2 separate regions of the Mus musculus genome follow, and region 2 is linked to region 1. The links are chromatin loops, found by intact Hi-C in ENCODE. Cell type or tissue: gastrocnemius. All regions are shown on one strand.

Evidence for each region. Peaks named below come from ENCODE experiments on the same cell type or tissue, not always from the same donor. Only the 100,000 strongest peaks of a DNase experiment are listed, where the experiment ranks them.
Region 2: it touches region 1 in a loop (2.8-fold over the local background); 12 of 42 quality-filtered maps call a loop at or near these places.

What each region holds. Positions count from the first base shown.
Region 1 is chr13:71,453,803-71,461,802 of GRCm38, forward strand. No RefSeq gene overlaps it. Among named protein-coding and RNA genes, the nearest start is that of 1700112M02Rik, 30 kb to the right of the region's middle. In gastrocnemius, no CTCF peak of the experiment used is centred here; DNase peaks (open chromatin) are centred at 4,152, 4,786 and 5,371; H3K4me3 peaks cover 348 bases.
Region 2 is chr13:71,945,803-71,953,802 of GRCm38, forward strand. No RefSeq gene overlaps it. Among named protein-coding and RNA genes, the nearest start is that of Irx1, 14 kb to the right of the region's middle. In gastrocnemius, a CTCF peak has its summit at 3,145; DNase peaks (open chromatin) are centred at 4,268, 6,387 and 7,841.

The DNA.
Region 1 (8,000 bases):
GTTAGAACAAAAATGAGTTATTATTTACCTGATAGTGTCTCTTCTATGCTCCTGGAAGAGCTAGGACAAATGGCTAAGACCAAGTACAAGTGGATCCAGAAGAGAGAAAGCCGACTTGACTCTAAGCATGCTTAGAAGGCACCACCCTTCCTCTACAGCATGGAGGCTTTCAGGTACCCATCAGTCACTTCTCCCTACCCTCCTGACTTGTCTCATTCTATTACCCTTTGCTTCTACAAGGATATTTCACGTCCAAGTTCACTTTTAGCACTCACTGAGAACTCATTAACTAGATATGTAATTAGAACGCTCTCCTTGTCTGCTTTTGGATCATAGGGAAGTCCTTAGGAGAGGAGTCACTTCTGAGAAGGGGCTTGCCATTGACAGATTTGCACATGTGCAGGGATGAGCACTCCTGAGCACGTGTTCAACGTCATAATCCTCATACATCACAATCCACCATCATTTAGTCCCGTGGCATCTGTGTTCATGGTGTTTATGAAAATGATTGTATCCACATGACAGACTCGTGACATGGAACCGTGTCCCCATTTTCCTCATTCATTTTAGCTTTCCTTCAGATCCTAACAAGGATTCCAATAGCAAAGACATTTCCCACGACCCCTCACAAACCAACGGGAAACCAGTGGACTGTGGGAACGCCCTGGTGGGAGTCCGGAATCCTTGTTCATGATAAAGACTCCTTGGGGCGGAGAACAGGTCAGTTACTGAATAAGAGAGGAGAAGAGTCTTGGACTAACAGCCTCCAGTCTTCTCCGGTTGGAAGGAGGAAAAACCCCTGTTATGGTCACACCTTAATTTAGTCTTACCCCTGTTATAGTCATGCTAACACAATCCTAACCTGTACAGTGGCCAGTGAGTAAAAATACCACCTCCTTTCCTTCAACCCATTCACTAAAACTTAATGAGAGAGAGAGAGAGAGAGAGGAGATGAAATCCATAGCAAATTGCCTGGCACAGACCAGGACATCCTGACATGTCAGTTAAGAAGCTTATTGGATCCTGCCAAAAACATGTCAATTCAATAAAAAGAATCAAAATCATTACTTGACTGACTCAGGAGGTGATCAGTCTGAACAGGCCTGTTACACACAATTTAAATAATAAGTGTCTATTAGTGTTCACTTACAGAGCTCCGAAAAATGCTAACTCTGGGCAAATGGGGCTTAGGATCTCTTAGAAAACACAGCTATGAAGGGATTTGGTCTGTGTGATGAGCTCTTCAAAGGATGCCCTGCCCCTGGTGAAGTCTAAGGTCCCCCCAACCCTGTAATTACTATCAGGACTGCAACAAGGGGGTGATATGATCAGAAACACACCAGACACTTTCAGCCTCTCTTCTCCTTGTGCAAGGAGAAGACAAAGACTGACTTAAAGCACCAGTGGCATTGTTGAGTGGTGAAGGGTCTTCTCAGTTATTGGCCAAAGCCTTTATTTTTTATTTTTATTTTTTTGCCTTTTCTTTTGAGGCATAAATGAAAGGACCCACAATCAGGTCAGTATCTACCTAAGAGGCAGGACCCTAAGTGTTACCCTGCCTGTCAATCACTCTCCATCAGCATCCACGATGACCACAGGCTGTAATGCCAATGACTGGTTCTCCATGAACACAAGGGAAGGACTTCCCAGCACTCTATAGCAGGATGGTCCCTGTGCACAGGACAGTTCTGGCCTCTTCTGGAATCTGACTTCAGAAGCTGAGACTCGCCGTGGAGAACATTCTGTGCCTTGTCCCCAGTTTGGATTTTGGGAGAACGATCACGAGATCCCATGCTCAGAGTTGGGCAGGATTATCCCAACATTTTCTGATGAAGAGATTTTGTTCTCTGGATCCTGTGGATAAGAACACTGGCGAGCTACCATGAAAAACCCTGTAGGCTGGATGGGGTCGTGGAATCCCTTCCCGAGAGAACACTTTATGAAATTGTGAATGAAGTACATATACCTTTTTCACCCACATCGATGCTCAGAACAAGGCTTTCCTCATTACCAGGAGATGCTGGACTCCAAAAGCTTCCTTTGCGCACCAGGACCTGATGGACTCAGCTAGCAGTCATTTTTTTCCTGACTTACAATCTCACACGTGCTCACAGGGGTCTTTGTCAGAATTCAGGACTTTCATTTCTGGATCCTTTCTGCAATTCATTTAGGATTATTTCACACAGCATATGTAATTTGTTTACACTGTCACATAAAACTCCAAGGATGAAAACACCAAATAGCATTTGCACTTATTCTATGATTGGTGAGGGTCGTGCTACTAGCTTTAGGCTGTTACTGATGCTGCAGAACTCTGTTCTGAACACAGGTTTACATAGAGCAGGGGCACGAACTGTGAGACCTTGAATGGGATAATTAGGTTCTATGAGCTTCTACCCACCACTAATATTTTCCAAAATGGTTACACCATTTTGGGGTAACAACTGAGGGTTTGTGGGCAGATATTCAGCCAAGTTATGTGACAGAAACACTGCTTATTTGTGTAGCGGCACAGCCTTTGGGACATTGCTTTGGGGTACATTTCCCTGAGACCTGTGAGGCCCTGTTCTTCACTTGTTGGCTGCCATACTGCACTGAGACTTCCTGTGAGCTATAGTTAGCTATGACCCTGACTTATTTTGAATCGGACATTCTTTGTTATTCTGCTGAGGGTAAAGAGTGATGTGATGAAGCCTTGTCAAGTCTTGTAGTCTCCTCAGTTTCCCTCTTGGCTTAGTCATGATATCCAATGAGAGGAGGTGTCTCTTTTTGCTTCCCTCTTCTAGCTGAAGAAGAGGAGGAAGAGACCAGTATGCTCTATTCTCTCCAAATGAAGTAGCAATTATTCCTATGAGCTGTGTAAAAAATGTTGAGATACTTTTAAGAAAAATCTTGAACTTGAACAAATAGTCTCTGCATCCAGAGCCTGTCCTTGCCTCTGCCTTACTTACACTGAAGTGGTCATGGCCTCTGAGTCTGATTCTGCAACTGTGTCTTTAAACACCCTTCGTACCTCCCTCAGATAACCTGTACTGCTGACAGAATCTGAGATGGGTGGCTTTTCTCATCATAGCATCTAGAATAGCCTCAATGTATACATGGCAGCACACACTCTTCCTGCAAGAGCTACAGAGGAAGTCAGAACCCTGGGTTTCTTTGCAGACCCTCTTCTCTTTTGCATCTCAGGTACGTATTTACCTACAGAAATCATAACAAAGGCATTGTTTGTCTCAAAAGAATGAGTGTATGGTGAGGGAAATGTAATGTTTGTTTGGATTTTTGCAGACTTTCAGCAGGTCCAAGAACCTGGGGGATTTTTTTTCTTCCTTCTTTTCTTTCCTTCTTCCTTTCTTTCTTTCTTTCTTTTTTTTTTAAAGAACTTCTCTGAGTTTAAAATAGAAAGTCACTTTTACAACTATGAAAAATAGGGTTCCCTGCCTACTAAGGAGCATGATTAAACCTCCTGCAGCTTCCATAAAACACTTTATTTAGCTGCTCTTTGCATTTTGAATGCCGTCATTCTTTAGGGGCATAATTTGTTTGTGGAAAATATATTTTTGCTTTATATTGGGTTTTATACATTGTTTTTTATAGACCTTTAATTGCACGAATTTCTGTACAAATTGGTCGGGGCCTCTGCATATAGTTCTCTCTCTCTCACTAGTTCTCTCTCTCTCTCTCTCTCTCTCTCTCTCTCTCTCTCTCTCTCTCTCTCATTGTTGTCCAGAATCTGTGAACAAACACCACATTTTATTACAAGTCATTCTTGGAACACATGAACTTCTTTTATAATCACACATCTATGAATCTGTATAGGCGGGGCCAGAGAGATGGCTCAGTAGTTAAACATGTCTACTGCTATTGTACAAGCAAGTCCTTCGGTACCCAGAATCCATGTTGAATGGCTCACAACATGGGATGCTGTGCTCCTGGGGCCACACTCTGGCCTCTGGTAAGTACTACCTGCTACAGACAGGAAGCTGTGGGGCAGCAGCTCCTCCCCTCTACAGTGCAAATGCAGGTCTCCACAGTTAGAAGCACTCTTGGCCAGTGCTATCCTGTAGGGAGGTAAGGGAAAGGCCAATTTTCACCCATGGCCTGAAGGGCAGGGGAAAGTGTGAACGTGTGGAGTGAAACACCCATGTCTGCCCTGCACGGTCACAAGAGGCCCATCTCGCCTTACTGCATTGCTCTGATTGGGGCACAGGTCCAGCTTAGATTAAAGGGTGACAAAGGTGCACAGAATTATGTGCTTCAAAGCCCAACAGAACGTGGAAAATCAGTTGGTTCTACTTTTAAATATCTTCCTGTGTCTCTTTGTTTGAGACTGGCTTGAACCTTCCCTCTTGGGACAGGACACTTAGCTGTGTTTTACACACACACACACACACACACACACACACACACACACACCTGCTTTAGCCTGGCTTGCTCAACACTAACAGATTGGTGTGGTAGCATCACGTCTGGCTTTGGGCTCAGAGGCTGGCAAGTTTCTGTTACAAGCATCCACACAGACCACACATTTCTTTGAAACAGCTTCTCCTTTTTGTCTTTCTTGACTGTGAGAACCTGATTTCCGGTTACAAGCCGGGCACAGCTTAGCTGTAGGGTAGTAGAGGCCAGGATCCTGCCTTGTTGGGAGAGCCAACAACCAAGACTTACCTGCTCTGTTTCAGGGACTGCCAGGCATCTGCAAATACTCCCAAAAAATTCTCTAGGAAGGCAGAGGGAGGAGGAGCGCCCGCGTCGGGGCCGCATTTGCGCATGTCGGCCTGTAGGGGGTGCAAGCGCTCCACTGCGGCCCTGCGGACGCCTGCGTGCAGGGTCAGACCCCACGCTGAATAGGCCTTTATCATGGAACAGAGCCGGCTTTCTAAGGATCCAGCCTTTAAGAAAGGGATCAAATCAGCATGCGTTTTGACAGTGTAAGCTGCAGTCTTCAACTCAAAGCCCTGAGCGAGAACTCAGAGAAGGAGGGAGCCCTTCCTCAACCGTGAAATACCGTCCAAATTCCCCAGCGCTGCATCTGCAGGATCATTCCAGTAGATTCCAAGAGCAGTGGCTCCCCAGCCACGCATTCACAAGCCGGCTGCTTTTTGCAAGTGGAGGAAACACAGCCAGAGGCTGCATCTTTGGAAAAGAGCTGCTTCAAGATCTCTGGGAATGTGGGATCGTCCTGTTTTTCATCGGGTCAGAGAGGGAGGGACTGGGTTTTTTTGAGTCCCTACTTAAAATGACTAAGCGAGTTCTCTATGGTGAGAACCCTTTAGAAGGTCCACTGTAAGTCTCCATCCTAGCAAGCCAGCTCAGAAGCTAGAAAGCCATTTTGGGGCCACACCCTGGTCTCCAGAGTGGACTCCCAGGATGCTGGGAGTCTGCAGGGGCAGAGTCCAGGTTCACCTAACGCAAGTGGTCAGTGGTGCGTGGCTGATACCCGCATAAGAGGCCGCTGGCCCGTGGGCCACCTCTGCTCCTCCTGGACCCTCCATTCAGACGCCATTACTCAGCACATTTGAAGAGCGGGTACTTGAATAAGAGCACTTAAGAAAATGAAGGAAGGCTTTATCTACTCTTGTCTCAAATAACCAGGCAGAGGGGATTACCGTTAGAGAGGACGGAACAAAAGCAGAAAAATCATTTGTGGTGATAGAAATGGGAACTTAAGCAAAGACTCTTAACGTATGCTTCTATCAGATCCTCAAATTAACTTTATTGTTAGGAAAGAAAGGAAAAAAAAACCCCACCATTTAAGAACAGCCTTTCCACAGGGAAGTCATGAGGTGGGGGGGTGGATGGGTGGGGGAGGGGGAGTGTGTGTGTGTGGGGGGGGGCACGCAGTCCAAGAGAACGTTTGGAAGCCACTGAGACTGGTACTTGAGACTGAGGGGTAACAGTTTCCCAGCACTAAAGGGGTGTGCTTTGAAGCTGTCTTAGCACTGGGGGATTTTCATGGAGATCATGTAAACATACTGCAAATTTTTATTTTCAGAGTTTTCCAGGTTGTAGTGCCAGAAAGACCTGCACAGCAGCACACTGCTAATACGGTTGCTAAGTGCGCCAGAGCACCTGGATGTTTTGGAAATGTAGATATCAAAGTAAAAGCAAAGACAAAGACGATGGCAAAGTGTAATGTTTTAGGTCGCCTGGTTCCCTTGCTTTCTTCTACTTACTGTAATCTTGTCCATTGGTTTCCGAACAGAGAGATGATTACAGAGGGAAAGCATGGCCTCCAGGATCCCTGTGTTCACAGGGGCTTCTGAGCTCTGATGGCCCGACCAAGGGCTCTCTGCCTACATGTCCACCTTCATAGGAAAATGACCCTGATATCCAGCCACGGACTGACACTGAGAGCCCCGCGCCCCACCACAGAACCTTCTTTATATTTCTCATAATCTACGGAGCATTGATCCTCTGGGGACTCCGTACATCATACTGACATTCTTTTCTCAAGCTAATGGTTTGTTTTATTATCTGAGAAGTGTCTCTGTTGAACTGTTATTTTAACCCCACTGTGACCGTGGAATTGCATTTCATCCAGAAGCCAGCAGAGGCAAAACCCCAGCGACCCGCTGGTTCAGGGTGGACACTGGAAGCACGCCCCAGAGAATGAAAAATAGGTTTGCATCTTCCTGCCAGACTTTCCTAATTCCACCTCTTTCAATCCAGTGTTTAAATACATTTCTGTCCCTTTGAACTCTTCGGTGACTGAGAATAACATGGGTATATCTAGAATGGATTCTCTTGGGAGTTGAAATCGATTTTTAGGTTTCCTTTTTTCTTTTCTTTTTTTTTTTGTTAATTTATTTATTTTATTTTTTTATTGGTTATTTATTGACATTTCAAATGTTATCTCCTTCCCAGTTTCCCATTCACTAAACCTCTATCTCCTCCCCCTCCCCCTGCTTCTATGAGGGTGCTCCCCCACCTGCCTACCCACTCCTACCTCAGCACCCTAGCATGTCCCTACCCTGGGTCATAGAGCCTGTACAGGACCAAGGGCATCCCCTCCCAGTGATGCCTGATAAAGCAATCCTCTGCTACGTATCCAGCTGGAGCCATGGGTGCCCCCATGTGTACTCTTTGGCTGGGTTTTCTAAGCATTAGTCTTTTGACTTGTCTTCATTTTTTTTTTTTTTTTGTTGTTAGTTTGCTCTTTTCATACTTACGTGTTTTTTTGTTTTGTTTTGTTTTTGTTTTGTTTTTTGTTTGTTTGTTTGTTTGTTTGTTTTACCTTAGGAAGACTGAGTATTCAGGTATTCCCTTAGCATCTCAGAATGGATCCTGCCAATATCTAAGGAAGAAGTAGGATTAAACATTCCTTTTTCTGAATTTACCTTCAAATGTATGAAATGTTGTGGTGAGATATTTTACCTGATCTCATAAGAAGAATACTAATTAAATAAAAAAAGAGAGAGGGGGGGAATACAGATAAAACAATCATAGAAACACAATTTCTGACTCTATTTCTATTGATGGTTCCCTTTGGTAAAGCCCAGCGCTAGGCACCATGGCACAGACAAGATGAAGTCACCATAACTCGCTAGAGATTATCTGGGAACTAGCAGCTCCAGATGCATCCTTCAGTTGCTGGCAGTGATCAGCTCCTAAAGGAATAATTCATAAAAGTTTGCAAATATTTCCCTGTGTGTTGTAAATATTCACAGCTAGTTTGCAGAAACAGTTTGCAATTAGACTGGAGCACAAGGCGCAGAACAAGGAGGCAGAGAAACCAGACAGGGACGTGGAGGAGATAGCATTTCCTCTCATGACTTCCTGTCCTCAGCTCCTTCAGCAAGCTCTGTCCAGAACTGGGAATGTCAAAAGTCCATCATAGATGGGGGGGAGATCAAAAGACCCAGCTCTCCTCCCTCGGCAGCTTTTAGGAAGGAATGGCTTCTGGGAGAGGGTGACTTCATATTTCTTCAGTGCTATAGTCACTGCCAAGTTCTCAAGTGCCAATAAATACACACCCACACATCCAAGCTGGTACAGAAAAT
Region 2 (8,000 bases), 490 kb after region 1:
GCATGCCACTCTGGCCATGACACAGCATGCCACTCTGGCCATGACACAGCATGCCACTCTGGCCATGACACAGCATGCCACTCTGGCCATGACACAGCATGCCACTCTGGCCATGACACAGCATGCCACTCTGGCCATGACACAGCATGCCACTCTGGCCATGACACAGCATGCCACTCTGGCCATGACACAGCATGCCACTCTGGCCATGACACAGCATGCCACTCTGGCCATGACATAGCATGCCACTCTATCTGGCCATGACACAGCATGCCACTCTATCTGGCCATGACACAGCATGCCACTCTGGCCATGACACAGCATGCCATTCTGGCCATGACACAGCATGCCACTCTGGCCATGACACAGCATGCCACTCTGGCCATGACACAGCATGCCACTCTGGCCATGACACAGCATGCCACTCTGGCCATGACACAGCATGCCACTCTGGCCATGACACAGCATGCCACTCTGGCCATGACACAGCATGCCACTCTGGCCATGACACAGCATGCCACTCTGGCCATGACACAGCATGCCACTCTATCTGGCCATGACACAGCATGCCACTCTGGCCATGACACAGCATGCCACTCTGGCCATGACACAGCATGCCACTCTGGCCATGACACAGCATGCCACTCTGGCCATGACACAGCATGCCACTCTGGCCATGACACAGCATGCCACTCTGGCCATGACACAGCATGCCACTCTGGCCATGACACAGCATGCCACTCTGGCCATGACACAGCATGCCACTCCGGCAGGATAGGAAACCCCATTGCATAGAACTTGCAGAACCATAATAAGCACGCATGCGTGCAAGTCATGTTTGACTTTTGGGCCATTAAAGGTATGATGATAACAGGCAGAACTACTAAGCAGAGAGAGGAAGGGAATGCAAAGACACATGGCATTTTCATTGTTGGGCAACTCAGCAGGTACCATAGTGGGCCATGGAAAACATAACAGTGAACCCAAGTGTAGCCTCTCTCTGCTGTACAAAGGAAAAGAAAATGAGCAAGCCTTCATTGGTAGGTTACAGTTTTCTTAGCCTACTGAGAAGAAGGACCTTGTATATTTTTAATGAATAATCTTTGAAGGGATTAAAATACTAATGGCCCAATTCTGTACCAGCATCTGCTGACTCAATGCCTGGGCTCCTTCCCTGTAGCTCCTGAACAGCAAGAATCCCAGGAGGTGGACTCCTGGCCTACTTGATTCTAAGCTCTTGGCTGATCCCTTTGTGTGAGACCACCTACTGAGACATATAGAGCCCCTGGAAAGTCCTCAGGGTACCTACTCTCCTGTGTGCCCTTACCCATCCAGGAAGAGAGGAGAAGAACTATCAGGAGAGGTTCCATGCTCTGATGGAGGAGGCCTGATGAGAAGGAAGAGGAAATGGTGAATTGCTGGATCCTATCTTACAGAGCAGCAAAATGCCTTTAATAATGCTGTCAGTGATGTGACAGCCCATCCAGTTTTAGCATAAAATATTCTTAAGAAAATAAATAGTGCTCTCTAGTAATGATTTAAGAAGTGGAATCAAATTAAAAACTAATAATAATAATTGACTTCCAGTTGGACCAGACCGATCCCAAGGTATCAAGGGAATAGTGAACCACACAAATTCTGGAATGCACAGTAATTCAGGACCATTTCTGGGTAACAGAAGAAGTGCATCTTCTCAGATACCATACTGAGTATGCTTCCAGATGGTTCCCCAAAAGCCAGTCTCTCACCATCCAGTAGAAGAATGGCAAGTATTGAGAATTACAGCCAACATGAACAAGCAATGACCTCTGAACTAGCCTGAATCTGGGCTCATCTGAGCCTTTGGGACATGCTTTGTGTGAGCTTTGTCTAGGGCCGTGAGAAGGATTTCACCCAGTTGCTGTGTGAGCTATGCTACAGATCTATGCATTGACTTTAGCTCACCCAAGTGAAGTTTTCATTTGTGGTTTCCACATTGAAACTCCTCTGAAGATAGGAAGTAAGACACAAGGAAGGGAAGATGGGACATCAGACGGACAATCCCTTTTCATCCCTCCACACAAGGGAGGAGTCAGACAGTCTTCCCTGAGAACCACCTGACTCTCCAACGTAAACATACATTTCACAGACTTCATATAACTGAAAACTTAATTGTCAAAGGAACTGAAAGACTACACAGTGCACAGGATGGGAAGGTAGCACAACCCTGAGAAAATGTCCCCTTCAGCTGTCAAAAGCAAAAGGGGTTTGCAGGATGATTTTTAAGAGCCTCAAAGGAGTGCTTGGACATCAAAAGCCATTGAAATGAACAGGGAACTTTGATAACTATAAATATATTACAAACATGTGTGTTGGATTCAACCCCTCAAAATAATGGATGGGTGTACCCAAATGCATAGCCTTTGAATACCTCAAACTTCTGAAAATATTTGGGGTTCAAAATAGAAGAGGGTTTAGGAAAAAGCAAAGGCATGTGCTGTGATTTATATATGCATATCTTATCAAGAATTTTCTGTTGTTTACTTCAGCTATTTGCTGATCAAAGAGATTGAGGCATATTTTTACTAAAGCTTTTTTTCTGACCCCAGTTTCTCTTCTTAGGAAGAAGATATATGTCCCAGGGAATAAGAATCAACTTCTATCCCATGGATTAAGCTGGTTTCAAACTTGGTTGAGAAATTCTTTTGGTGCTGAGAAAGTGACCCAAATGGGTAAAGTGCTTGTTCATACAAAGAGACCTGAGTTCAGATCTCTACCATCCACATAAAATCTGGGCACGGCAATGCTCATCTGCAGTCCCAATGGTGGTGGTGTGGAGGCAGGGTATTCATGGGCTTGGCAGGCTAGCCAGTATAGCTGGAAAGGAAATGAGGTCTCCATGTTCAGAACTCACAAAATTAAGGTGGAAAACAACAGAGGAAGGCACCTGACAGCCAACCTCTGGCAGGGGGGAGAGGGGAGGAGGGGGAAGAGGAGGAAAAGGGAGAGAGGAGGAGGCAGAAGAAGAGGGGAGAGGGAGAGGGAGGGAGGGAGATGGAGATTTCTTTCATTACTTCCAGCTGTGGGTAACTAAGATAGGAGAGCAGGGAGGTGTTAGGCTGCAATGGACATCATCCTTGAGACGCCACCTGCCTGTGGGAAGTACTCTGTCCTGCACCAGCCCTCAGCTCTCTGTTGCACATCTCTTGATATTTCTAATCTTTTTCTGACTTGTGTAACTGAGGTCCCATCAGCAGCCTTCAGTGGACATGGCATCTAGTGGGAGGCTTTCCTTCATACAGCCCTTAGCTAATGTCTTAGACAACTGCCATTACTTTGGCATTAGCAGCTATATGAATAAATGAATAGTGAGAGAGAGAGAGTAAAAGAGACAGAGAGACAGACAGAGAGACAGAGATGACAGAAAGAGAGAGAAGGAGGAGGAAGAGGAGGAGGACAGTCCTGCACAGGTGTAGATAAACTGCAGGCATGTGATAACCAATGAACTACAAATGGAGGGAGAACTTTTTGCACCTAGCCCTGGATGAGAAAGCCCAGAGGAGCTGCTGACACCACTTGCACTGTGCAACTGGCAATCTTTCCAGCTCCCAGGATGAGTTGGAGATCCAGGCAAAGGTTTATAACCCCTCTTTTTCTATGGGACATTGAAAATGATTCTTTTGACTGTTGACATAGTAGAGTATTTGTAAAGATCTGTCATTTTGAATGATTGTATATATCTATCCACATTCCTGCTGTGACTTTCATGGCCTCTATGTGGTGGCTATCTAGAAGACAGGCATTGCACCATGCTTGGAGAATCCTACTCTGGCTACCACAAATTAGTAGTCTCACCAGTCAAGACTGGTTTGCTAGGAACATTCCAGTTCTAGTTCAAGTGTCCATTAACCCAGAAAAGCGACGCTCACTCATTGTGCACCAGGAAGTGTATATCTGTATCTCTGGACTCAGGGTGGCTGTGCTGTGCCGCTCAACATGACCTTATCTAAGATGCAGATTCCTGGAATCCATCCCAATTCTGCCAAAAGAGGGAGTGGGGAGGAGGCTGCAGGCAAGTACACTGCGGTGAGCTTCTCTGAAGGTTCCACAGCTCTTCTCCAGCAGCCGAGGCAATGAGAAGTGCCTGGGGAAGGATGCACGAAGATTACAATTCACCTGGAGGAGGAGAAAGTCCAGGGCCAGCCTTCTTCTCACCTCTACTCCTTAGGTTCTGCCCTCCCCCGACTTGAGTAGCTCTCTTGAACCTTAGACTTCCTGTGCATAGGCACGAAGCCAGCATTGCACTTTACTGCAGACAGGCAAGGTCCAGCAGAGCACACCTCTCCTGCTGGGCACTGATTCCTGCTGGAGAGCTGAGGTAGCCTTCATCTGTTGGCAATCCCAATGTCTTCTTTATTGGTGAGTCAAGGGCCTCTTCAGATTTCCCCCTTCAAAAGGTCTCCATGCTTCAGAACTGACTGTTCCACCACCTAAGTCTTTTTGGTACCGGTACAAAAGGTCTGACACTTCCTCAGAGACAGATAGGTCTCTGACTCTCTCAGGTGCTAAGCATACCTGATTATTTTCCTATTATTGCTACAGCCGTCATTTTTTTGTTTTGTTTTGTTTTCATGAATACAGTGCTGTCTGCCAGTTGCTCTGAGATTATACATGCAGACTCAAGCCAAAGCTGCTATGAGCAGTGAAACCAGCAGTAGCTTCAGACATGGCTGCAAGAGCTGCTGACACTCTGGATCTCTCCTGCAGAAAAGAACCAACAAAGAAATCCTAACACCTGAGAACACTGAGTTCCTGGTCCACCACTATGTCTCTATGCTGAATACTCAACAAGCATGTTGAAGTTCTAATCCAGGGGTAGAGAGCCAAAAAAAAAAAAATCCTGCAGTGTTCCGACTGGGAGTAATTCACAATCAGATCTGTCCGGTAGCTTAAGAAAAGAGTCTAGAACAGTCTGAGTTTTAGGATCCCCTTGGGAACAGCTCAGAGGGTACACACAGAGCCCAACAACATGGAAACACACTCAACCGAGGGACAGTTCCCCAAGCCTGTGGCCGAGCATCCACCAAGGCAGGCAGCTGGGACAGACCCTACTTTGCAGAAGTGATGATGTCAAGTTTGGAAGGAGGTGAGAGGTCATCCCAAGAGGGTGCACTTAGCTGCAAAAGGATCTTTCAGCCTGAAACCATCTGAACTCCTGACTGCTCCCTTCACAGGGCACTTCCACTTAGCAGTTGTAAAGGAATACCCATAAATATAAACCAACAATGCAGAAATCTGGAGGGCAAGAAGGAGCAGTGTTCCCCAGAAACTGGAACTAACCTATGTGACCTCCTCGATAGCCCCCTGTTTTGAATTCTGCCAGGCTGAGACTAAGTGGAGGTTAGCATGCCAGTATTGCTGCCTCTCATCTTTTATACAAGTCACCACAGGAGACCAAAGTCAAAATACACCATTCTGATCAGCAGGACACATCTGTGGTGAATCCACACAGAAGTAATTAGTTTCCTGGTGGTGTTTTTACACTGGGGGCTTAATGCAGGACCCCATTATATAAACAAAAACTCCAGACAGCTAAGGCTGCCTGATAAAAAATAAATCAGATTGCAGAAGGGGTTTGGCCTAGCAGTGCTACAGGCAATGACTTGTAATGAGGTATCCCAACACTAATTATGAAGCTTATTAAAGAGAATTGTCAAACTTGTACTAAAGTGCACACTATAATCATGTTAAAGTAGGCAGCCCGGAGAGCCAGCAGCCCTTGGTCACCTTGCGAGGCTGAGTTGGCTGTGCAGACGCCGCCGGTCCACGGATCAAATCACAGAAACAATATTATCATGCTTGGCAAATTGGTCAGGATAAATCTGACGGTGAGTCAGGTGAGAATCCCAACAGCTTGGTGATAATTCACACATCAGAGCTTCCCTGTTCACAAACATCTGCCAGGGAAGATCCCAGGAAACTGTCAGGAGCAAACACCGCCAACACAGTGTTTTATTATTAAACTTATTCTGAGCCTTCTCTGAGGTTGCAGAGGCAATATTTCAATGTACACTTTCAGGAGGGAAGGGGAAAAAAAGATTAATAAAGATGTTAGAAAGCTGAACTGCTGTGAGATGTGTTTAATTATTCCCCACAGGACTGCCCCAGCAATCTGCTGACATTTAGCCCCGACCTTGCAAATCCTCAGTAAATATTAATATATCAACTCAAACAGGGGCCGTTGTTTTATTGGTTCACGGAGCTCGGAGAGATTCGCCACAGCGGTGAAAAATAATGTGCAGAACTGAGGAAGACGGGCCGCTTTGATTTCACCTTCTGCTGCACACATGAGCTGGGGGCATCAACAAAATGGCAAGGCAGCTGCTTCATGGCAGCCGCGGAGTGACACTTCAGATGGCTTCGACTCCCTTTGTACAGCCTGCTGGAGTAATCCCAAAACCACAGTGGCCAGAGATTAGAAAGCAGGCAAAAGGGGAGACAGTGCTAGAGAGGAGAAATCTCATTTCATTATCTGGGAGCAAGCAGAGGTTTTTAATAAGACAGAGAGGGTCTAGTTAGTCCTCTCAGCTCACCTGGTTTGCCAGCAGCAGAGTGGACCCATACAGGTCAGGGAAACCAGGGCACCACCTCAGGGCCTAGACTGAGCCTCCAGGCTCTCTTTCCCCTTCAGAGGCCCTTCGTAGCCCCAGCTCTCAGCCTTGCACACGTGCATATTTGATGCATATGGCATGCCCATTCAGATTTTCTTAAATAAATGGTGATCCCCAAAACGATGGCTGCTTTTGTTACATTCCTGAATGGTCGGGGAGTAGATTTTTAATTGTTTTCTTTGTCAGTGCCTCAAAATTAGACATCTATTACTGACTTAATATCTCCTGTTATCCCAGAGTCCCTGAAGGCTGTGTGCTTTCAGTGGGACCAGGAGGCCCCCCGAAGTTCATGGGTGCAAGCAAGGGGCTGTAGAAGCACACTTGGCTTTCAGATGTACGCACTGCTGAGCTAATGCGTGATTAATTTTATTCATAAAAATGTTAATCACTTCATTGTGAGATCTTTTTAACATTCAGGGCAGCCCACACCTCTCTCACCGCCCTTGCCCACCATCTCACAGCCCATTTTGAGCTTTTCCTGACATTGTTGAGGCTTTCCAAGGAACCAGCAATTAAGCACACACTTAAACATCAGTAGCAAGCACAACCACAAACAAACAAACCAACGACGGGGTGCGGGGGGGGGTTGTGGGAGATGCAGGACAGACTCCAAGTCAGTCCAGGCTCCTGCACTCCGGCAGACAGACCCTCTCCCATCTTCTGACCTTCTACAGCAACAAAGAGCTATCTCTCCCAACTGAAAAATAACTAGAGAAGAAGTCAGGCTGCTTTCTTCCCTATTCCAGGAGAGCACGAAAGGAAAGAAATTAAAGATGATTTTGGAGTTAGAATTCAAAATAAAAGCCCTCTGGGAGGTTTAAGCTGCAGTACACAATCCAGGGCTGGTCTCTGTGGTTGTGGGTCCAGAAGCTGCCTGGTCAGCGTGGGGAAAGAAAGGTGGCCTTAGGTCATGAGTTCAGTACTTTATCTCGTCTCCGTCCTCTGTGCAGCCCAACCTTAGCCTCCCCTTGTCCAACCAATACAGCCAAGAAGCTGAAGAACGGATAAAGAAATCAGAAATAGCCTGGAAGTTTTCAGAAAACCAGCAGTGACTTAACCGACCCTAGCCAAGGACATCTCCCTGCCTAGAGGACAGTGAATGCTCTTTCTTCACAGGCTGACAACAGCAGCCAGCAGAGTGGCTTCCCACACCAAGCCTCATACCAATACTCCAGAGCCCTGTGAGGGGAGGGTCCTACCCTTTGGGTCCCTTGTGGCAGGACCAGATTCAGAAAATCCATGCATGGGCCAGCTAATTTGGCTCATCTTCCAGACTCTCCTCTCTGCTGCCCCACTTCAGGCAACCTTAGGATTTTAGAGTACACAAGAGCCCTCCACCATGGTGGCAGG